Linked DNA regions of Homo sapiens: region 1 is linked to region 2. Evidence: chromatin loops called from intact Hi-C (ENCODE). Cell type or tissue: GM12878. All regions are shown on one strand. Links, peaks and the distances in the headings refer to the core of each region. The heading gives the core; the rest is flanking DNA. Region 1 overlaps UGGT2 (UDP-glucose glycoprotein glucosyltransferase 2). Region 2 overlaps DZIP1 (DAZ interacting zinc finger protein 1).

Region 1 (12,817 bases), core at 3,328-11,327, 360 kb after region 2:
ACACACAGAGGAGGGAGAAGAACTTAAAGTATTTCTACTTGTTTTATACAGAATACTGGCAAAAGATTAAACCCTGATATGAAAAGGTTCAGAGGTAAAATTTTTATTTGTCTTTAGCTACTTTAGATGTGCCTATCAAAGTTAATTAAGAAATCCATATTCCAACTTCAAAATCTACAGATGCCTAGTGAATTTATATTTCCTGCTGTTTTCCCCCAATCTGGCATCGAAACTTCACACACCCTGATTGAAGCTTTCTCCAGCACCTCATACATTCGTTTTAGTGGAGCTCAATTGTAAGTACAAAGTACACCAAGCATGCAGATCCATATTAAATTGCTAAATCCCTCAAGACTGTTTATGTCAGGCCCAGGGCCTTGAACAATAATGCTCAGAAAACAGGTAACAGACTGAACTCAGCAAGTCTGCTTGCTCAAACACTGTCAGAGAGAAGAGGTTTGCCTATCAGAGATAAGTAATTACAAATTCTTCTCTTTCCTCTGCCCCAGAGAGTTACCCTTAAGTCCTGAAAAACTAGTGTATATTTGAGTATGTAATTTAAGGTGGCCTTTCTTAAATGAGGAGTAAGAATTCAATTTCTAGCAACATGATGAACCAAAGATCCAAACATTTTCTTACTAAAAGTATCAAAATGCTAGATTTAAATATTAATAATGAGACTGGGTGCGGTGGCTCACACCTGTTATCCCAGCACTTTGGGAGGCTGAGGCTGGTGGATCACTTGAGGTCAGGAGTATGAGACCAGCCTGTCCAACATGGTGAAACCCTGTTTCTATCAAAAATAGAAAAATTAGCTGGGTGTGGTGGTGCATGCCTGTAGTCCCAGTACTCGGGAGGCTGAGGCAAGAGAATCGCTTCATCCCAGGAGGTGGAGGTTGCAGTGAGCTGAGATCGCACCACTGCACTCCATCCTGGATGATAGAGCGATACTCTGTCTCAAAAAAATAAATATGAAAAATGTCCCCTAAATGCGGCTCTGAGTTGAAGAAAGTATTCACCTAAGGACAGAGAGGAAGTAGGAATATGAATATAGAGATGTAAATAAACACTAAAGACCTTGCCTGGAGGAAATTTAGAGCTTCCTAGATGACCTAGGATTTGGGTTTTTAAGGGCCAATCTCAGAAGAACAAGAAATTTAAATCCAGGACCCACATCCAGATATCCTTATGCACACATAAAGTGCTACACTTATGGTGAAAAGGTGAATTAGAAAACAAAATGCTCTGCAGTAACAGCATAGAAATTTGTCTACCTCACCTTGGTTCTTGGTGGAGGAAGAGTAAGTCTCCCAAATGAATTCATGGCCTCTAGCTTATTTTCATATGGGTTTGGAGCTGGATTTCATACTATATTTATAGTCCAAAAAACTTAGATTTTTGTATTTAAAGTGCAATGAAACTAGCAGCCCTCTTAGGCTTGAGCAGAAATAAATGCAAATCCTAATGAAGAAATATAAGCTCATTTTTCCTTAAAGAAGAGGGAACCCATTTATTCTAATATGTCTCTTTAATAACCAATGGAGCTGAGCTATTACCTGAAGCTAAAGAAATTCCAATTGATTGGATCTCAGAAGACTGGTTGAGATTTACAATGTTAAAATGGTTTATAAACATGTTTGGGTGTTCCTAAGGTGAAATGATACACACTCTGAAATTTAAATTTTTCTTAAAAATTTTATTTTTAATTTTCACGGGTACATAATAGTTGTACACATTTATGGAGATCTTGTGATATTTTGATAGAAGCATATAATGTGTAATGATCAAAGCAGGGTAATTGGGATATCCATCATCTCAAATATTTACCATTTCTTAATGTAGGGGACATTCCAAATCCACTCTTCCAGTTAAAGTATACAATAAATTAATGTTAAGCATAATCACCCTATTATGCTAATGAATAGATCTTATTCCTGACTGTATTTTTGCACCCATTAACCAACCCCTCCTCATTTTCCCCAGCCTCCAATAACCATCGTTCTACTCTCTACCTCCATGAGATCAGTGTTTTTAGCTCTCACATATGAGTAATAACTTGTAGTATGTCTTTCTGTGTATGGCTTATTTCACTTAACATAATGTCCTCTATTGTTGCTAAAGATGACAGGATTTCTTTTTTATGACTAAATAATATTCCATTGTGTCTATGTACCAAATTTCCTTTATCCACCCATCCATTAATGGACACCTAGCTTGAATCCATATTTTAGCTATTGTGAATAGTGTTTTAATAAACATGGCAGTGCAGATATCTCTTTGATATACTAATTTCCTTACTTTTGGGTATATATCCAGCAGTGGGATTCCTGGATCATATGGTAATTCTATTTTTCATTTTTTTTGTGAACCTCTATACTACTGTTTTCCATTGTGGCTTTACTAATGTACATTCCCACCAACAGTGCACAAGGGTTCCCCTTTCTCTGTATCCTTCCCAGAATCTGTTATTTTTTTTGTTTTAGAAAAAAGCCATTTTCCATACTGTCCAAAGTAATTTATGGATTCAATGCTATTCCCATCAAGCTACCATCAACTTTCTTCACAGAATTAGAAAAAACTACTTTAAATTTCATATGGAACCAGAAAAGAGCCCGTATAGCCAAGACAATCCAAAGCAAAAACAACATAGCTGGAGGCATCACGCTGACTTCAAACTATACTACAAGGCTACAGTAACTAAAACCGCATGGTACTGGTACCAAAACAGATACATAGATCAAAGGAAGAAAACAGAGGTCTCAGAAACAACACCACACATCTACAACCATCTGATCTTCGACAAACCTGACAAAAACAAGCAATGAGGAAAGGATTCCCTATTTAATAAATGGTGCTAGGAAAACTGGCTAGCCATATGCAGAAAACAGAAACTGGACCCCTTCCTTACACCTTATACAAAAACTAACTCAAGATAGATTAAAGACTTACATGTAAAACCTAAAACCATAAAAATCCTAGAAGAAAACTTAGGCAATATCATTCAGGACACAGGCATGGGCAAAGACTTCATGACTAAAATACCAAAAAGCAATTCCAACAAAAGCCAAAATTGACTAATGGGATCTAATCAAACTACAGAGCTTCTGCACAGCAAAAGAAACTATCATCAGAGTGAACAGGCAACCTACAGAATGGGAGAAAGTCTTTGCAATCTACCCATCTGACAAAGGTCTAATATCCAGAATCTACAAGGAACTTAAACAAATTTACAAGAAAAAACAAACAACTCCATCAGAAAGTGGGCGAAGGATATGAACAGACACTTCTCAAAAGAGGACATCTATGCAGCCAACAAACATAAGAAAAAAAGTTCATTATCACTAGAGAAATGCAAATCAAAACCACAATGAGATACCATCTCATGCCAGTTAGAATGGTGATCATTAAAAAGTCAGGAAACAACAGATGCTGGAGAGGATGTGGAGAAACAGGAATGCTTTTACACTATTGATGGGAATTTAAATTAGTTAAACCATTGTAGAAGACAGTGTCGATTCCTCAAGAATCTAGAACCAGAAATACCATTTGACCCAGCAGTCCCATTAGTGGGTATATACCCAAAGGATTATAAATCATTCTACCATAAAGACAAATGCACACGTATGTTTATTGCAGCATTATTTACAACAGCAAAGACTTGGAACCAACCCAAATGCTCATCAATGATAGACTGGATAAAGAAAATGTGGCACATGTACACCATGGAATACTATGCAGTCATAGAAAAGAATGAGTTCATGTCCTTTGCAGGGACATGGATGAAGCTAGAAGCCATCATTCTCAGCAAACTAACATAGGAACAGAAAGTGAAACACTGCATGTTCTCACTCATAAGTGGGAGATGAACAATGAGAACACATGGACACATGTGGCCTGCCAGGGGGTAGGGGGCAAGGGGAGAGAGAGCATTAGGACAAATACCTAAAGTATGCAGGGCTCAAAACCTAGATGATGGGTTGATAGGGGCAGCAAACCACCATGGCACAAGTGTACCTACGTAACAAACCCGCATGTTCTGCATATGTATCCCAGAACTTAAAGTAAAATTAAAATTAAAAAAAGAGCAAACTTACAAAAAAGAAAAAAGTCATTTTAACACGTGAGACACTATCTCATTGTGGTTTTGATTTGCATTTCCCTGACGATTAGTGATGGTGAGCATCACTGTTGGCCATCTGTATGCCTTCTTTTGAGAAATGCCTATTCAAATTTTTTGCCTATTTTAAAATTAGATTATTCATTGTTTTGCTGTTGTTTGAGCTCCTTATATATTCTGGTTATCAATCCCTTGACTGTTGAATAATCTGAAAATACTCTGTCCCATTCTGTAGATTTTCTCTTCACTTTGTTGACTGCTTCCTTCTCTGTACAGAACATTTTTATCTTGATATGATCCCATTTGTCCAAATTGCTTTGGTTGCCTGTGCTTTTCAGTTCTTACTCAAGAAATTTTTGCATAGACCAATGTCCTAAAGCATTTCCCCAATGTTTTCTTCTAGCAGTTTCACAGTTTCAGGTCTCACATTTAAGTCTTTAACCCCTATTGATTTGATTTTCGTATATGGTGAGAGATGGGGGTCTAGTTTCATTCTTTACGATTAAAATTTGAAGTCAAATCAGATATAAATCTTAATAGAAATGTTGTCATTTTCAGAATAAGGAATAAGACAAGATAAGACTTAAAAAGTATGATTTACAGATGTAGTTTTGAGAGATGATGTTCTAATATAGGTAATGTCTCCAGAACTCTGTATAATTCTCACACAAAGTAGTTAGAAATAATTAGAAGCAACATCAACTTTTATTTGGGTAAGGTGCAATCCTTTATTTGAATATCTGCATTTTAGTTAATTCAAGTATCTGCATTTGGTTCATTAAGCAATTATGTAATTGAAATTATTTGTTCCACTCTGCTGAATCATAAAAAGTTACCTGACCACCTGATCATATCCTCATTTTATTTTGAAGCAAATAAAAAATGTCATGGACTATAACAATTCTTGCAATAAACAACAAAGACGTATGTTGGGTTGACAATTTAAAATCACCAAAAGCAGATTCTGGCCACTCACAGCAAATTAACAACAATTATGAACTTCCAAAGGAAATTTGCTGTACTTTGGAGTTAAAGCAGTTGTCTCCTAAATAAAACCAAACTCAAATTCAGTTATACAACTTGAGCATAGTCATAGTTTTTGAATAATCTTTGCTTGAGTCCCAAGTCAAAAACTATATAAAAAGCTACACTAGAAGAATTATGCCAATCCTGGCACCCTTCACCCGTTTCATCCCTGGCTCTTATAGGCAAAATTTTCTCCCAAAGTTTCTTCTCCATCCTCTAGTATTTCTTCATGCAAAAACTAGAATAGGTAAATATATATTCTCATTTCCCCTGGTCTCTTACGCAAAAAAAAAAAAAATACAGACTTGCTTACAGAATGCCCTGCCAACTTTTTGAAATCTTTCTTTCTCAGTTTAATTCTGATCTGTATTCTTCTTATTATGAGTAAGGAAAGATTGTTATTATGTATTTAAAGACCTTAAATTAAAAAGGACAGCAGAGTTAGCAGACAGCCCAGAGTGGGAGAAAATCTTCACAATCTACACATCCGAAAAAGGACTAATATCCAGAATCTACACAGAACTCAAATCAGCAAGAAAAAAAAATCCCATCAAAAAGTGGGCTAAGAACATGAATTAGACAATTCTCAAAAGAAGATATACAAGTGGGCAACAAGCATATGGAAAAATGCTCAACATCACTAAGTATCAGAGAAATGCAAATCAAAACCACAATGCAATACCACCTCACTCCTACAAGAATGGGTATAATTTAAAAAACCAAAAAGTAACAGATGTTGGCACGGATGTGGTGAAAAGGGAACACTTTTACAATGTTGGTGGGAATGTAAACTAGTACAATCACTATGGAAAACAATGTGGAGATTCGTAAAAGCAGATCTACCATTTGATCTAGCAATCCCACTACTAGGTAACTGCCCAGAGGGGTGGGGGGGAAGTCATTATATGAAAAAGATACTTGCATATGCATGTTTATAGCAGAACAATATGCAATTGCAAAAATATGGAATCAGCCCAAATACCCTATACATACCACGGAATACTACTCAGCCATAAAAAGGAATGAAATGGCATTTGTGCAACCTGGATGGAATCGAAGACTATCATTCTAACTGAAGTAACTCAGGAATGGAAAACCAAACATCATATGTTCTCACTCATATGTGGGAGCTAAGCTTTGAGGATGCAAAGACATAAGAATGATACATTGGACTTTGGGGACTCGGGGGAAAGGGCGGGGGGTGGCAAGAGATCAAAGACTACACATTGGGTACCAGGTACACTGTTCAGGTGATGGGTGCACCAAAATCTCAGAAATCACCACTAAATAACTTATTGATGTAACTAAACACCATCTGTTCCCAAAAAACCTACTGAAATTAAAACAAACAACTGATCAAAGTAGATGGTTTGGGTTTGGCTTGGTTTTTAACTAAAGCCTTTGCGCCCTCTAGTGGGAAGATGGAGCAGCCCAGCATCCACAGTGTGTGCTCTTCAGAGCTGGATGTCGCTTTGGAATCAAGATTCTTGGGAGGCCAAGGCGGGGCAGATTACCTGAGGTCAGGAGTTCGTGACCAGCCTGGCCAACATGGCGAAACCCTGTCTCTACTAAAAATACAAAAATTAGCCGGGTGTGGTGGCGTGTACCTGTAATCCCAGCTACCCAAGGAGGCTGAGGCAGGAGAATTGCTGGAACCCGGGAGGCAGAGGCTGCAGTGAGCCAAGATCATGCCACTGCACTCCAGCCTGGGTGACAGAGCAAGACTCCATCTCAAAGATTCTTCCTGTTTCCTTTTATATTTGTGGGCAGGATGTTTCTTTTATTTATGTATTTATTTTAAACTAAATGTTTCTTATCTCCTCTACTCGAAGGTCATATCCTCTTTATCTCCTTAAGTAAAGCCAGGAGCTCTGCAGTACCCCCAAGTGAGAAAAATTATGCTTAAGACACTTTTGTTGGCCGGGCGCGGTGGCTCACGCCTGTAATCCCAGCACTTTGGGAGGCAGAGGCGGGCGGATCATGAGGTCAGGAGATCGAGACCATCCTGGCTAACGCGGTGAAACCCCGCCTCTACTAAAAATACAAAAAATTAGCCGGGCGTGGTGGCGCGCGCCTGTGGTCCCGGCTACTCGGGAGGCTGAGGCAGGAGAATGGCGTGAACCCGGGAGGCGGAGCTTGCAGTGAGCCGAGGTCGCGCCACTGCACTCCAGCCTGGGCGACAGAGCGAGACTCCGTCTCAAAAAAAAAAAAAAAAAAAAAAAAAGACACTTTTGTTTTAGTTTAGTCCCAGACCCAGAGGAAAATCCTTCAAATTTCTTAAGTAAATCCTTAAAAAGTGTAATTTACACCAGAGCAATTGACCTGGTGTAAATAAACTGCAGCATGAGAAGAAGAAGAAAAAAAGACCATTATTACTTCTTTTTTCGGTGAACATTTTGTTTACATGTTTTGCAGGAAATGTACTTTTCGGTTTGTATGGATGAGATGCTGTAACAGAAACACATTTCCAGGGCTTTCTCGTGTCCAATCCGTGTGCAATGCAATTGCAATGAATAGTCCAAGATTTTCTTACCTTCTCATCACAACCACCCTCTTCCCCAAGGTTGGAACTTCAGTTTCTTTAATTACTTCTCCCACATCTCATGAGCTAGTGGGTAACATGGACTGCTAGTCCAAATACCCATTTAGCCTAGATTAGTTACATGAAAGACATTATCATCCTTGTCTTTCTCTTTTCAGTGTTCTCTGGAAGTAGTAGGTGATCAAGAAGACTATCTGCAGTGTCATGATTATTTAGTTTACTAAATTCAAGATTTCTTGCTCTGCAGTCAAAGCTCATTTCAAAACTCTTTCACTGCCAATTCCAAATGGCTGACAGGTAGATAAGGTGATGGCCATAGTGGCCCTGAGTAAGCTGGCATACTCAGGTTGCCAGCATGGTTCTGATATAGCAGTTAGGAAGAAATTATTTAGGCAGATAGTGAGTCCTCGGTAAGGTTTTCCTTTTAATGAAAAGCCGCCCCCAAATCATTTTATTTTCTAACAAAGAACAGCCTGTAAAATCGAGCTGCAGACACAGGCAAGCAAGCTAGAAGCTTGCATAGGTAAATGCTGGCATTGTGCCAGTAGGAACAGGTTACCTGGGACCAGGCATGTTCAAAACGGCAGCTCCATCTTCCCTTCTTTCCAGTCCACATGTACAGTAAGAAGCAGATAACATGGCAGCAGCCAAGTGGAAAGCCCATATGCATAATAGGGTGGAGTGGTCAGCCTTCCCCATGCATTATGTAAAACATCATACCTGCTCCAACCAATTTGTGGGCCCTATGTAAATCAGACACCGCCTCCTCAAGCCTATTTGTAAAATCCAGTGCACTCTGTAGGCAGCCCGAATTCCCATTCAGGTGCCCCTCTCTCTCATAAGAGAGAGAGAGCTGTTCTCCTTTCTCTTTCTTTTGCGTATTAAGCCTCCACTCCCAAACCCACTCCTTTGTGTGTCATAAGAAAACAATCCATTCTGCATGAAGAATGGTAAGAACAATTAGGAACATCATAGAATGGACCAATACCACAAATCCGTTTTGAAGGATACACAGGAATTTGTAAGGTGGTCAATGAGGCAAAGAATGTCCCAGGTAGGAATGATGTGTTGTGGTTCCTAACACCTGTTCTCCAATGAACTATGCATCTTTTTCTTCATTACCATCATTGTAGTTGTCATCAAAACAGCTGACATTTGTTGACAGCTCACTCTGTCTCAGTATGATGGGCACTGCTGGCTGGCTAAGTTAGCACCATACCCAGGCCACTTCTCCTTTGCTTCGTTATTAGAAAAGTAAACACTAGCTTTTCTAGCTTCCCGCGCAGCCTAAGGTGGCCACATGGCAAAATCCTCACCAATGAGATAGAAACCAGTCTGCTAAAATGTTCCAAGAAGGCTTTAGTGAGGATAAATGTGGTTGGTACCATCCACCCTGCCTCTTTTGGCTTTAAATACAGGTAAGAAGTGAGAAAAATGAACTCCTAGTGTTTAGGGCCCTGTGAGTCTGGTATGATACTACTTAAAGCCAAACCGGTCCTATGTAATAAAGCCAGGCAGTGGTGTAAGCACTTTACAAATATTAACACAACTAGAATTATTTGGGGTCTATGGATAATTTAAGATACCATTTGGCAGAATCTTATCAAACCACTGATAAATTGTATTCTATCTGCTATAGGATTCTACCGTTCCAGTGGTCTAACACTGACTCAGTCTTCACAAGCTTTTAAGCAAAACTAATTACAAGAAACAGAATAATTAACTCACAGCCTTTATTCTTTATCCTATGAAGAAAACCATACTACCTCGGAAGAAATTCTGGAATATACTGTGAAATAAGTAGAAGGTATGTCAGAAAAGATTGGCTGATTAAATGCTCATATAGTCCACAGTATAAAAATAGAAGAACCCAGACTGTTTTAATAATCAAAAAAGCACAAATTACTATTTCCTTTTTTGTATGAATATTGAAGATCCAAAGTCAGAAACAGTGATATTAGTTGGGTAAATGTTTTAAAAAAGGAATTCAAACAAACCTTTTGATTTTCCTTTATTTCTTCTCTCATATGTTGATTTACAGCAATTCTGGTTAGAGATCTGGAAAAATGAATACTAATATAATTGATCCTTCCTTAAATGTTTAGAACTGATCTATATAACCCAATGTAATCTAATACTTTGGATAAGAAGCTAAAAACTCCAAATCCTTTGTGACTGAAAAGTATACATTTCCATATGGCCTAATTTAGCTTTCATTTGACAAAAGTATTTGGTTCAAGTGGAATGGAGGTTCTCAAAATTTCATGTGTACTAGCTGTATGCAGTATGGATTGTCATCATTTACTATGACTTATTTTTTGAAAACACTTCATTGAAAAAGCTGTTTTGCGTTATTTTGCCCAATAGAGAAATTTTGTATGAAATTACCAATGTATAAGTACATGAATATACGTACATGAAGAATTTTTTAGTTAACCTGGGAACCTACCAGAGTAGAAATGTTCTAAAAAACTGAAATCATGGCTTTACATCACTCACTCTTTCAATTTTTTCAATTTGTTTATTAAAAACATTTTTTTAGAGACAGAGTCTCACTCTTCTACCCAGCAGGACTGCAGTGGCATGATCACAACTCACTGTAGTCTCGGGTTCCTGGGCTCAAGTGATTCTCCTGCCTCAGCCTCTCAATTAGATAGGACTACAGGTACACACCACCACATCCAGCTAATTTTTCAATTTTCTTCTAGAGATGGAGTCTTCCTATGTTGCCCGGGTTGGTCTAAAACTCCTGGCCTCAAGTGACCCTCCTACTGCCACCTCCCAAAGTGCTGAAATTATAGGTGCGAGCCATTGCACCCAGCCTATTCACTCTTGAAGAGTTTATAATTCACTTATAATTTAAAGACAGCAGAAGTGTTCAAAATACAGTTCCTATGGACTGTATTCAACTTGATAATTCCTAAACATGACTAGCTTTTACAAATTTTATAAATAGAATTAAAAAATTAAAAGATTGTTAATGCAAAGTTCTGCTTTAAGGAAAACTCAAGTAGAAAGGTGTACCTTGAAACAGCCCACAATAAGTATATATTATTTCCTAAAGTTTGGCAGCATTGTGAGAAATTACAATTAAAAATTTAATAAGGCAAATTTTTCATTTATTTAGCAAATATTTCATTTCAACAAACATTTACAGATTGTCTACCAAGTGGTTTTAGAGATATGCTCAAGCCTACAATTTAGCCATTAAGCAATGTTAGCATATTTTATAATTTTTTCTTAATTACAGATTAACAGCAGAGTTTTGCATCAGAACCTCTGAACAGTTATACTGACTTAGCATCAATAGAGCTAATCAACTGTCTGATCAAGACTAAAGTTATTTTACTTTATTTGTATTTGATCTAATAATTTTTATAACGGCCATTAATTAAAATATTATGGCTAAACAGATATGACATTTATACACACCCATATATATTTCATGTTTTATTATATAAATGACGACTTCTCAAATTCTTGACATTTAAAGTTGACTGAAAGAGGCATATCAATATATTCATTCTTAATCTGTAAATAAGGAAACAAACTCCTTTATTTCAAGGTACCACCAAAAAATCCTTGGTATCTTGTAGCCAACCATGTACTATTTATTTACTTTCAAAATTAAAGAATACATATATTGAAGATTCTGTAATCTGTATGATGAATAAATGTACAAAATAGTGTTTGGGACAATAAGAGGCATAGCAATCATTCTATGCTTAGGAAGGTATGCTAAGCTAGTAGACTGCTCTCCAATTCCTCTCAGTAAAACACCATTGTTGCCCATGCACTGCGACTTGTCACATATTTTATCTCTTTAGTATAAGCTAACTCATATTTTACTTGTTGCTAATTTTATACTCTGTCATCCCTAACCAGAATACAATTGCATCAAAGTTGTGTTATATAGCAAATTCTCATAATACGTGGTAACTTGCATTGCATGCACCGGTCTCTTTAAGCTATGCAAATGTATTTCCTATTGAAATGGAATATATGTTTAATGTAACATCAGTATTCATGGAAGCAGTTCAACGAGACATCCTCTTGGCAAAAAAGTACTCCACACAATATTCATCCAATTAAGACATTACCAATCATTTGGACTCTGAAAGGGTAAGAATATGATTTGGCAGTACTTTGGGCATAGACCTCCTACTTAGAGTAATACTTTTTATCATCCTCCATAAGGGAAAGAAAAAACACTCCTTCATTATTTATTGCTTAAACAAGTTTTTCCTTAGATTACTATGCATGATTTTAGAAAATTTTTTAGGACTTTTTTTCCTATTTGCCTCTAACAAGAGTTCTACCTTACAGTGCATACACACATGTATGCACAAGCCAATATTTTGCTCTAATCAAAAAATATATATATATTGAAAAGGCCCTGATTTCACAAAAGCTATATATACTAGAACTAATTGACACCTTCATGTTAAATGAAATCAGCTATTTTCATAAAACTCATTTAATAGAAAGAGTTATAGCTGCAATGAAACCTATAAACTTTAACATACCTGGCTTTTATGGGGAAGTTCTGTGAAATGTCTTTCATTAATTTAATGGAATCATAAACTGGAGCGGACATTATTTGAGAAGCTGCTTGAAAACTAAGATCTGGAAGGAAAAATATTATTAAGGAATCTAGCATAATATTAGACCTTTATAGACATTTCCATGAAATTGAAATACTTGACTCAATTCTTCTTGCCAAGTATTAGTATACAAACATGTTAATACTGTTACATCTGCATTTTTAAAAAGTTTTAAATGTAAAGTTATCACTTATTTCCAAATATAAGCTTTATACTTTTATGAATGACTATTTAATACCTCTTGTTTCCACAAATTACAGTATAATTTCGAGAGAGATATATGAAAAGAAATGCTCTCGCAAAGCTTTTTCTATACTTAAATGAAACATATGACAAAAAGTCAAAAGAATAATGAAGAGGAGTAAAAAGAGCTTTAAAGAGCCAATTCTGAAAAGACCTCTAAGAAAGCTCCACTGTGTTTAACTCAGTAAATAGAAACATTCAATTTCTCTTTCAACATTGTTTTACCTTTGTGCTGAAATAAAATCCTAAACTTAGTATTATTTTATCTGATATGACAATCCTATA
Region 2 (12,817 bases), core at 1,731-9,730:
TAGTATTGTTCCCAGTTTCTTTTTCTCTCCCCGTCTTCCTCAGTATTTGTTCCACTTTGGAGAAATATAAGCTGATAAATTTTTTGATCATCTGAACACACTTCATCCTTGCAATTATACACATACATATTATATGATCTTTTGTCGTTTAATATTCTACTAAGAAAGGTAATATTAGAAAATGTGCAAAAGAGGAAACATTTTTTCCATTCAGAAAAGATTTACAAGAAATACTAAGGTACAAAACACAATTTCAAGTGAAAAAATAAACAGAAGTTTTCCTATTTTAAGACCTTCTCAAATACATCTACTTTAGATGTTTTGCACTAGTGTAAACACATTTTAACACTTAAATTTCTGATGTACTCAGGTGAAAGAGAATCAGTGTCATAATTAAAGTTTGTTTTCATTAAAGCGATTTTAATGTAAACAGTTCTTGCCTTTTTAAAAAATTACTTACATTGCAGTTCTGTGATACAAAAAAATCAGAAACATGTATTTGACAATGAAGAAATGATTAAGTCACTTATGATACATCCAATAAGATCATCATGAAAGTCATTAAAAGTCATGATTTTGAAGAATACTTTAAAACTTAGGAAAGGTCTATGATATATAAAGTGAAAAGTGTACAAACCTACAAAACATAATTCGAATGTTGTAAAACTATGTATATATGAGGTTCTACACTTACAGAAATGCATACAAGAAAACTGAAGCAGTGGACAAGAAGGCTGCTGGAGCTGGCAAGGTCACCAAGTCTGCCCAGAAAGCTCTGAAGGCTAAATGAATATTATCCCTAATACCTGCCAACCTACTCTTAATCAGTGGTGGAAGAATGGTCTCAGAACTGCTTGTTTCAATTGGCCATTTAAGTTTAGTAGTAAAAGACTGGTTAATGATACCAATGCATCGTAAAACCTTCAGAAGGAAAGGAGAATGTTTTGTGGACCACTTTGGTTTTCTTTTTTGTGTGTGGCAGTTTTAAGTTATTAGTTTTTAAAATCAGTACTTTTTAATGGGAACAACTTGACCAAAAATTTGTCACAGAATTTTGAGACCCATTAAAAAAGTTTCATGAGAAAAAAAAAAAAGAAAACAAATTATAAGAAAGTAGTAGCAGTGGTTATTTTGGTGTTAGAATTATAGGTAATTTTAATTTTGCTACACATTTCTCCCCAAATGTTATTAAGTGGACAAATATTATGTTTATTAAAAAGGAAAGCAAATATTTCTTTAAAAAATGGCCCACTTTAGGCCACTGGTTTCTTAACCTTACCCGACCCTTCTCTTTCTTGTGTTCTTGATGAATAGCTTGAACTCGAGCTGTCCATTTGCTTTCCTACAAAAGAATAAAAGAATAATTTATGTACAACTGTAACAATGAGATCTATGCAATATGGGAGCTTCCTTTTTAGTGAATACCTATGAAACCCAACTATCTATCTGGTAAAATTTTAGCTAGTGAAACAGTTTGGCTCTCGGTCCCCACTCAAATCTCATGTGTTGAAGGAAGGGCCTGGTGGGAGATGATTGAATCATGGGGGTGGACTTCCCCCTTGCTGTTCTCATGATAGTGAGTTCTCACAAGATCTGGTTGTTTAGAAGTGTGTAGCACTTCCCTCTTCACTCTTTCCTGCTCCATCATCTTAAGACGTGCTTGGTTCCCCTTTGTCCTTCTGCCAATGATTATAAGTTTCCTGAGGCCTCTCCAGCCATGCCTCCTGTACAGCCTATGGAACTGTGAGTCAATTAAACCTCTTTTCTTTATAAATTACCCAGTCTTAGGTAATTCTTTACAGTAGTATTAGAACAGACTAATACAGCTGGTATTTTTTAGAATATACACAGTCAAAAATGCTTAAATACATTTGCATCTGGTTTTAATCTTTTACCATAAGGCAGGGGTCAGGAAAAATTTTTTAGTAAGGAGCTAACAGTAAATATCATAGGCTCTGGGGGCCAGACAACTTGGTCACAACACAACACAATACAGCTGTGTCATTCCACAACTGTATTGGGACAACAGCCATGGATAAGATGTAAATGAACTAGCACTCATAAAATGTTACTGGGACATAGCCAGTAACACTTTATTTGCAAAAGGAGGTGCTAGTTTGCCAACCTAAGAGGCCAAAAGGAAACACCAAGGTTTCTGAGGCCATGGGTTCTGAACTGACAACACAACTCACAGGACAGAAACAGAAGAAATTTAGGTGGGACCTTAGGATTTTAGAGCCACATCCTTCAGTTCATGAGCGACCAGCTGTAGTCTACAGCCTGCTGGAAGCAACTGTCAACAGTTCAGTTCAGGACACAGCTCCTGGTTTCCTACCATATACCAGGCACCTCACTGGATGGCCACTGGCAGGCTAAAAGAAGATAAAAAGACAGGCCCTGCTCTGCACGGGAGGCGAGTAGACACAGCCATGGAGAATCCACATATAATGTGTATGTCATCAGATCCCACTTAGGGACTACAGAAATGCTATAGCCTAGAGGCTCAGGAGAACTTTCTGAAAGCGGTACCTGCCCCCCTGGCTGAATACTAAAGAATGAGTAAAAGACAGGTCCCGAAAACTGGGAGCTGCAGGACAGGCAGGAAAGCAGCCAGAACCGAGGAAAAAGACAGAAGGGCATGTTCTGAGAGGCATGGGCTGCTGGGCCGCTGGAGTGCCAGGAAAGCAAAGAACAGAGAAAGATGGCCCAGGGCCCAGAATCCGAAGGACCCTGCGTGCTGGTAGGAAGTCCGGAATAAGGGTCACTGAAGGACTTCAGACAGGACAGGGACATGGTCAGCCTGACTGCAGTGGAGCAGGTAGATTTGGGTCAGGGAGGAAACATGTGAGCACTGAAGCAAGAAGCAGTGGTCCCTGTTTCCAAAGTCTACTTACCTTTTTTAGAATGACCCAGGCTTTTAAAAAAGAATCCTGAATTCATAAGCTCTCATCTCTATTTGCTTCCTAGTTTAAAAAAATTGTTCCCCTAAACCGCTGTCACTTCCAAATGAAAGTGATTATGTTTGATAAATGTAACAGATCATCAGCTGACCAGTTAGCAGTGTGTGTGTGTGTGTGTGTGTGTGTGTGTGTGTGTGTGTGTGTGTGTGTATTTATTTATTTATTTTTTGAGACTGAGTATCACTCTTGTTGCCCAGACTGGAGTGCAATGGCGTGATCTCAGCTCACTGCAACCTCTGCCTCTTGGGTTCAAGCAATTCTCCTGCCTCAGCCCTCCGAGAAGCTGGGATTACAGGCATCTGCTACCACGCCCAGTTAATTGAGCCGAGGTGGGCGGATCACCTGAGGTCAGGAGTTCAAGATCAGCCTGGCCAATATGGTGAAACCCCGTTTCTACTAAAAATACAGTTAGCAGTATATTTAAACTCTAAAATTAAATCTGGTGCTTCAATATGCCCTTCTACACCTTTTGAAATTGAGAGCTACATCTGAAAGATGAAAAATGAATAGCTAGGTTATACTAACCAATTCAAATTGACTTTATGGAGAGAAGAAACAAAACAGTTCTGCCAACTGTTGTGTATGCTATTTGCCAACAGCAAGCATGTAACAAACACCTCTTATGATTTAGGCATGCTGTAGGAGAAAAATAACAGCTAGTCACCTTCAGGGTTACTAAAAAAGACAAACACTTTTTCTGCAGATGACACTCACTGTAAATTACTTCACTAAGAAAAAGGAAGGCATCCACTGCAGCTGTCACCCACTTGCACGTACCTGACTATCAAGAAGCTGCATGACATTATGGAAATCCTGGGGATATGGAGAACGGTCTTCTTTAAACTCGTGTGCATCTTTTAATGTGCCTATGTTGGACTTGATCTGCATATTGGACTTCTGGATTTCTGACAGTTGCTATAAGATAAAATTCAAGCTCAGTACTACAGTTAGACTTTCATAAGATGGAAACAGAGAATAAAATCAGGGAGCACATAGCTGTGTTTTAAATCTGACTGCCCTCTTGGACGCTCCTGGACGCTCTTGGACGCTTCTCCTGCTTCTGCTTCCCTGTGGTTTTACTGGTTTGTTTCTACTGCTTGCTGGTCTTCCTATCAGAATATGTACAGGGTGAAAAAAGGGGAAGGAAAATCTAACTTTCTAATCTTAAACGAGTCTAATTTTTTTTTTTTTTTTGGAGACAGGGTCTCATTCTGTTGCCCAGGCTAGAGTGCAGTGATATGATCATGGCTCACTGCAGCCTCAACCCCCTGGGTTCAAGCAATCCTTCCACCTCAGCCTCCTAGGTAGCTGGGACTACAGGCGTGCACCACCACACCCAGATAATTTTTGTATTTTTTTTGTAGAGACAGGGTTTTGCCATGTTGCCCAGGCTGGTCTCAAACTCCTGGGCTCACACAACAATCTGCCTACCTCAGCCTCCCAAAGTGCTGGGATTACAGGTGTGAGCCACCAGGCCCAGCTGGGGCTTAAAATTTTTTATGGGCACTTAATAGGTACCAGAAACAGAAGAACTGAATGCACCTGGTTCTTAAGCTAGTTTAGTGAGAGGCCAACACTGTCCAGGGACCACATCAGTAAATCCACTGGGGACATAACGTTTTTAATTTTACCCTTTTCTTTTCATATTATTCCCAATGTTACTCATGGCAAAAACCCTCAGAAAACCACAGAAGGTAACACATTAACTTCAAAAACAAAAGTATGGGGGAGCGCACGTCTCCTCTCCTCAGTGTAGGCTGCTCATAGTGACTTCATTTCAGAAAGGACAGCAGGGAAAGGAGGAAAAAAGAGAAAATCTTCAGTGGAGAAACCTGACAAACACTACCACAGCCAGGTAGCCAAGGTCAATAGCAACAGTTATAAGTCATGCAGATTCGTAACACAAAGTCTCAGACAAAACATTCAACTCTACTGCTCCCACACAAAAATGCCACAGACAGAGCGTAAATTACCAAACATGGCTGTGTTTCAATAAAACTTCACTCATGACACTGAAATGTGAACTTTAATGAAATTTTCCTGTGTCACAAAATAGTCTTCTTTTTTTCCAATGTTTTAAAAATTTAAAAACTGGCTGGGCACAGTGGCCCACAAATGTAATCCCAGCACTTTGGGAGGCCCAAGTGGGAGGATCACTTGAGGCCAGGAGTTCGACACCATCCTGGCCAACATGGTGAAACCGTCTCTACTAAAAATACAAAAATTAGCTGGGTGTGGTGGCATGTGCCTGTAACGCCAGCTACTCAGGAGGCTGAAGCACGAGAATCACTTGAACCCAGGAGGCAGAGGTTGCAGTGAGCTGAGATTGTGCCACTACACTCCAGACTGGGCAACAGAGAGAGACTCTGTCTTGAAAAAAATAAAAAGTAAAAATGTAAAAACTATTCTTATGTCAGAGGCCATTCAAAAACAGGTGGTATGCTGGACTTGGTTCATGGGCCATTCGCCAAATCTCACGCTAGAGTTTAAAGAGTTTTAGGAAAGCCCTCAGGTGAATTCCAAAAATCTCTATTTTCGTTTATAAAACTTGTTGGCCCCTAGAGGGAGCTCAAGGACCTTCGCTCAGCTCCCTTCCTTTCTCCGTTTTCCCCAAAGAAGACTCAGGTCAAGTCTAACCAGGGAGCTTAGAATTCTTAGAAGGACACTGATTGATTGGCTGCTTTCTAAAGAAGCAGCTCAGGTATCATCTATGCATGAGGCTGGGGCTGTATGGACCAGGGCTGTTCCCACAAGGGAGAGGGGCTCACTTAGCCATAACTTGCTTGCTTTAGAGACCCCACCTGGGCCTGGGTTGAGGAGGGAGCCTGGCAAAGGTTCTTAGCCTTTCTGGGTCTGCTTCTTTCCCTTCCCACTGGACAATGGAAAGTTCCAAAACTCAGGGAGGAGTTTACAGTTCAAGGCTAACCTAACCAGATAAGAAAAGAGGGACCATCATAGAAGAGGGTCTTCTATATCTCACCACGAGTGTTCTGCACTGAAGTTTAAGGCCAAAGCTCCCATTCTCAGCAAAACATCTCTGACTCACTCTGTCTCCTCTATGCCTCCCTCAAGACTCTCAGGGAGAAGAATGTCTGCACGAGGGTAACATAAAGTAACTGCTGGATCCCCTGGCCTTAATGCCATCCTAACACCACCTCTCAAGGCAATCAATACCATAAGAACTTCTAGGTTTAATACTTACATATTCTAATGCTGAATTCTTCGAAGTTAATTCTTTAAATTCCTTCATAAACATCTCCTTGACTTTTTCCATTTCATCAACTAGTTTCTCCTTTTCTTCTTCTTTCCACCTGTCAAATAACTTCAAAAAGTCTTCCTCTTTTGTTTTCTGCATTTCATATTCCTGAAATTATTTTAATACACATCTTTAAAAGTTCTGGTCTGAAGAAAATAAGCAATATTTAAAATAAAAGTTCATAGCATCACTTCAAAAATGTTAGCTAGTATTGCTTATTTCAGTGAGGCTTGTAACAACATTTCCTATCATGGCAGGTCTGTGCACAATGATTTTTCTAAACTAAAGGCAGCACACAGAATCCTCTTGTCCTTACATCCCTTAAAATACCAACACAGACGCCCAAAGCCTCCAGCTTTTTGTGTTCTATGAACTTGTATAAAAGTCATGCCATAATATATAAAATGTAAATATACTTTAAAGAAAACATATATTGAGCAATAAAAGAACATTTGTTGGCACCATAACAATTTGGATAGTGTAACTTCATCCCACCCCCAGAAAATACAAATTCAGATTTACAGGAGCTAAATTCAAGGTCAGCACTTGATTTCTCAATGACCTTCAGGGTTTTTAAAATCTAAATTGAGAACTTGAACGACACTATATGCCAACTAGCCCTAACACACATATACAGAACTCTGTACCCAACAATAGCAGAATATACATTCTTCTCAAGTGCACATGGAATATTTACCAGGAAGACCTTTTTTTAAGTCCATAAAGTGTTTCTCAGATTTAAAAAGATCAAAATCATGCAAAGATTCTTCTCTGATCACAATAGAATTAAGCCAGAAATCAGTAACAGAAGGGAACTGGAAAAGTAGCAAATACGTGGAAAGTAAACAACGTGCTCTTAAACAACCAATGGGTTAAGGAAAAACTCACTAGGGAAATTGGAAGATACTGTGAGGTTAATGAAAATGAAAACACAACATACCAAGATTCATGAGATGCAGCCAAATCAGTGCTCAGAAATAAATTTACAGCTGTAAGAGCCTACATTTAAAAAGAAGAAAGGTCCAGGTGTGATGGCTATGCCTGTAGTCCCAACAGTTTGGGAGGCCACGGTGGAACGATCACTTGATCTCAGGAGTTTGAGACCATCCTGGGAAACATTGTGAGACCTCATCTCTACCAAAAATTAAAAAAAAAAAAAAATTAGCCAGGTATGGTGGTACGTGCCTGTAATCCCAGCTACTTAGGAGGCTGAGGTGGGAGGACCACTTGGACCTGGGAGGTCAAGGCTGCAGTGAGCTGTGATTGTGCCACTGCACTCCAGCCTGGGCAACAGAGAGAGAGTCTATCTCCAAAAAACAAATATAGAAGAAGAAGAAAAATCTTAAATAAATAACCTAGCTAGAAAAAGATGAACAAACCAAACTCAAAGGCAGCAGAAAGAAAAAAATTATGAAAATTAGAGCAAAGATAAAGCAAAGAACAGGAAAGCAACAGAGAGAATAGATGAAGCCAAAATTTGGTTCTTTACAAAGATCAACAAAACTGACAAACCTTCAGCCACCCCAAATAAGAAATGAAAGTGAGGACATGACTACCAATCTTGGAGAAATTAAAAGGATTGTAAGAGAATATAATGAACAATTGTACAGCAACAAATTGGATAATCTAGGTGAAATAGACAAATTCCTACACAAATGACCAGACTGACCCAATACAAAGGAAATTTCAATAGACTTTCAATAAATAAAGGGATAGAGTTAGTAATCAACAACCTCCTAAAAAGGAAAAGTCCCAGACCAGATGGCTTTACTGGTGAATTCTACCAACTATTTTAAAAAAATAACATAGAATCCATAAGAAACGACTAAAGTAATAAACAAATTCAGCAAAGTTGCACAGTACAAGGTCAACATGCAAAAAGCAGCTATATTTCTATATACCAGCAATGAACAATCCAAGAAAGAAATTAAGAAAACAATTCCATTTATAATAGCATCCCAAAGAATAAAATACCTAGAAATAAATGTAACCTAAAAGGTGAAAAAGACTTGTACACTGAAAATTTTTGTTGTAAAAATTGAAGAACACTTAAATAAATGGAAAGACATCCCATGTTCATGGATTGGTAGATTTAATATGGTTAAAATGGCAATACTCTCCTAAGCAATCAAGAGATTCAATGTAATCCCATTCCAATAACCTTCTTTGCAGAAATGGAAAAGCCAATCCTCAATTTCATATGCAACTGTAAGAGGCCACAAATAACCAAAACAATATTGAAAAAGAAAAACAAAGTTGGAAGATGCACACTTATCTATTTCAAAGCCTACTACAAAGCTACAGTAATCAAAGTTGTGTGATATTGGCATAAAGACAGACATACAGACTAGGGGAATGGAATTGAGAATCCAGAGATAAACCCAAACATCTATGGTCAACTGATCTTCAACAAGGATGTTAGGAACATTCAATGAAAAAAGAATAGTCTCTTGAAAAATTGGCACTGGGACAACTGGATAAACCACATGCAAAAGTATAAAGTTGGGCCCCTCTCTCAATCTACATGCAAAAATTAACTCAAAATAGACCAATGACCTAATAGAGCTAAAGTGATGAAACTATTAGTGTATATAAATAACTCATACAGCTCAACAAGAAAAAGGCAAACAACCCAATTAAAAAATGGGCAAAGGATTTGAATAGACATTTCTCCAACTAAGATATATACAAATGGAAAATAAACATGAAGAGATGTTCAATATCATTGGTTGTTAAGGAAATACAAATCAAACTCCGATGAGATACCACTTCCCACCCACCCAATAGGATGGCTTTAATTAAGAAAACAGAAAAGTATAACAAGTATTGGTGAGGATGTGGAGAAATAAGAACATTACTGGTGAAAATGTAAAATGGTACAGCTACTGTGGAAGACAGTTTGGTGGTTCCTGAGAAAGTTAAACATAAAATTACCATATGACTCAGCAATTCCATTCCTAAGTATATAATCAAGAAAAATGAAAACATATGTCCACATAGAAACTGCCACATGAATGTTTATAGTAGCATTATTCATTAGAGCCAAAAGGTGAAAATGAATCAAATGTCATTCAATGGATGACTGGATAAACAAATTGTCTATGCATACCTACATACAATGGAATATTAGCAAGACCGACAAAGTACTGATACATGTTACAACTTAGATGAACCTCAAGAACATCATGCTAAGTGAAAAAAGCCAGACACAAAAGGTCACACATTACTTTTTTTTTTTCAGATGGGGTCTCATTCTGTAGCCAAATGGGGTGCAGCGGTGTGAACACAGCTCACTGCAGCCTTGACCTCCTGGACTCAAGCCATCTTCCTCCCTCCTCAGCCTCCTGAGTAGCTGGGACCACAAGCGCATGCCACCACACTTAGCTAATTTTTTAATTTTTTGTAGAGACAGGGTCTCACCATGTTGCGCAGACTGGTCTTGAACTCCTGGGCTCGAGCAATCCTCCCATCTTGGCCTCCCAAAATACTGGGATTACAGTTGTGAGCCACCACACGTGGTGTACATATTTTTTTTTAAAAGATATATACTGAATAGGAAAATTCATAGACATAAAAAGATTCGTGGTTACCAGGAGATGAGGGTAGTAGGAGTGATTATTTAATGGGTATGGGTTATTTTTCTGGGGTGTTGAAAGTTTTGAAACTAGAGAGATGGTAGTTGCACAATATTGTGAATACACTAAACGCTACTGGATTGTACACTGTAAAATGACTGTCTAAAAGAGATGTTGGTATACCCTTGTTCATAGCAGCATCAGTCATAATAGTTAAGAAGTGGAAGCAACCCAAGTGTCCAATAACAGATGAATAAGCAAAATGTGGTATACATACATATACCATGAACTATCATTCAGCCTGAAAAAGGAAGGAAATTCTGGCACACACTACAACATAGATAAACTTTGAGGACATTATGCTGAGTAAAATAAGCCAATGATGACAAAAAGACAAATACTCTATGCTTCCATTCATATGAGGTATCTAGAGCAGGCAAAATCACAGAGAGGGAAAGTAGCTGGAAGGAGGGGGGAGTGGAGCACTGTTTAATGGGTAGAGTTTCAGTTTTTCAATACAAAACAGTTCTGGAGATTGGCTGTATAACAATGTGAATATACTCAACACTACCGAACTGTACACTTAAAAATAGTTAAAATCATAAATTTTACATTATAGGTATATTACAATTTAAAAAGAAAGAGAAAGAGTGAGCCCATGTGGAAGACAGAAGCCTCTGTCAATGATTCTGTGAAATGACTGCTGTTATCCCTAGAAAGTCACACTTGCTGTCCCCATGGGGGAAACAAGGAAGAGCCAAGCACACTGTCACTCCAACAGTCACAAGGAAATAAATGCTCTTTGATGGCCTTACTCTCTCCATTAGGTACACCAAGGTCAACCCTCTGTTGGATAAACAATGGCATACGTGGTACCCACGGTGTACCCACAGTGACCCACAGAAGTCAGAACTCAATGAATCATGGGCCTCTTTCCTCTTGGGCCCTTCATCACCCCGAGTATCTCTGAACAAGTCATTCCAAGCACCCAATGGGCTGACACAAGGGTCACATAGATGAGAAAAAAGAAAAAAGGAAACAGATCGGAAGCATGAGGGAGACTCAACCCTCTGTTGGTGGCTTTGAGTATGGAGGAAGAGGGTCAGGAGCCCAGGAGTATGGGGAGCCTCACAAGGAAATTAGGAGCAGCCCTCCCTCAATGGACAGCCTGGAAGAAAGTGTAGACCTCTGGTCTACACCTGCCAGGAACTGAACTCTGCCAGCAACCAAATAAGCAAGAAATATTCTGTTCTATAGCCTCTACCAAGGCACATGGTCCTCCTGACACCTTGACTTTAGCCCAGTGAGAATGAGAAGTGTCAGACTTCTGTTCTAAGCAAAATTTTAGAAAGTTAATTGTGTGTTATATGAATTCCACCCCAATTTTCTAAAAGGCTTTCAAAAAATAGAGAAATATATTTCCAGTGATGTGCTTTGTAGTAAGATACTAAAGAGTAGATTGGCAATAAAAAATGCAATCATCTTGTCAAATTCACAAACTCTTAAGTGTCCTCTGTTTATTAGAGTCCATGGCATAATTGAATTACATACAGTTAATTGTAATTAAAATACCACAGAATTCTGCCTGGTACCTTGGAGAATCTGACTGCACTGGCATGGTGTGCAGCCTCTAGCTCAGACCTGGTGAGCTGCAGCTCTTCCTTCAATACGACGATCTCACTCCGGAGCTTCTCAATCTGTGCATTTTTCTGATACTCTGTTGCAACAGAAAATCGTGTTAAAACACCATCTCTTACCAAATGTACCTGGAAACTTATGGGGTACAGTCCTGTTGATAACACGAAGGAAACTGTCCTCTTACTTGGGATACGATTACTTGTTTCATGCCACATGAGCCAATTTTTGCTCTTTAGTTTATTTGGAGCCCAGTGTATTTTGGGGCACTGAATTATTTTTTAGCAGATTCTTTCAGCCGCTGTGTTGAGGTTGGATTATCCTACATAGATACATGAGAGCCCTCTTCAGGGAGCAATAATGGTAACAAGGAATAATACAGGGTGCTTTGACCCAGTGGCACTCTGGGCTTTTCTTAGAGGTGCCTGTCTCAATCACAGAAGGCAAGCAACAGCTTCCTCTGCAGGCACCACCATACTGAAATCTCTGTGGTCACCATCCTTTAGGTGCCCGCTGAACTCTTCTGAGGACCCCATCAGTGCTAATACAAGCAGAGGACTTGGGGGGCATTCAAAATGCAAACTTGGGCCATAGTCTATCAACTGGGGTAGAAGTGAGGTACTGAAAAGTTGTAAAAGGAAGCAACAAGTGAAAGGAAGAATACTTATGTACATGTACTTACATGCAGATGTACACATGACTGAATGGATGTACATGTGTCTGTGAGTGTAGACATGAAAGGTATGGAAACCAAAGTAGAAAGTCAGAATCTCAAAGATGACCTGAAGAAATAATACTCGTTTCAGAGTCTGAAACCCTCTCTGAAACGAGTATGAGTTAGAATAAGATACTGAAACAGAAGAGAAAGAAGGTCAGTTTCACGCTGAAGAATGGTAGATTAATTAAAATATTTCATCTTTCCAAAATATTGCTAAATTTTATCAGTGATTCAAGACTTATTAATGAGATTATTATGCTGTTATTTTTGTTTCTACGAAGCTTAGCTATTTCCTAAGTAATCTATTTAACTGAAATGGGCAAGAATGGAAACAACCTGGCCCAAACTGGAGGGAAATGCAGGTACTGAGTATATAAGCCAAGTACCCACGTCTAGATACTGAGAACATTTAAGATCAGAATGAGGTCGGGCACAGTGGCTCACGCCTGTATTCCTAGCCCTTTGGTAGTCCAAGGGGGATGAATTACTTGAGGCCAGGAGTTCGAGACCAGCCTGGGCAACACAGCAAAACCCCAATCCCTACTAAGAAAAAAAAGAAATACAAAAACTAGCCAGGTGTGGTAGTGAGTGCCCGTAGTCCCAGCTACTTGGGAGGCTGAAGCAACGGAATCACTTGAACCCAGGAGAAGGAGGTTGCAGTGAGCCAAGATGG

Evidence for each region. A loop is a pair of places that touch in the nucleus more often than their neighbours do. Peaks named below come from ENCODE experiments on the same cell type or tissue, not always from the same donor. Only the 100,000 strongest peaks of a DNase experiment are listed, where the experiment ranks them.
Region 1: a loop joins it to region 2, with 9 times the contacts of the local background. A loop is called at or near these places in 17 of 110 quality-filtered maps.

Annotation. Positions count from the first base shown.
Region 1 is chr13:95,974,122-95,986,938 of GRCh38, forward strand. UGGT2 (UDP-glucose glycoprotein glucosyltransferase 2) reads right to left here. Exons shown (of 39, transcript NM_020121.4): 9 at 12,212-12,311; 10 at 9,683-9,743. Among named protein-coding and RNA genes, the nearest start is that of UGGT2, 73 kb to the right of the region's middle. In GM12878, for the core only: a CTCF peak has its summit at 6,556 (motif pointing left); a DNase peak (open chromatin) is centred at 6,530.
Region 2 is chr13:95,618,606-95,631,422 of GRCh38, forward strand. DZIP1 (DAZ interacting zinc finger protein 1) reads right to left here. Exons shown (of 23, transcript NM_198968.4): 7 at 11,384-11,508; 8 at 6,163-6,324; 9 at 3,738-3,875; 10 at 1,280-1,342. Among named protein-coding and RNA genes, the nearest start is that of DZIP1, 20 kb to the right of the region's middle. In GM12878, for the core only: a CTCF peak has its summit at 5,527 (motif pointing right); no DNase peak of the experiment used is centred there.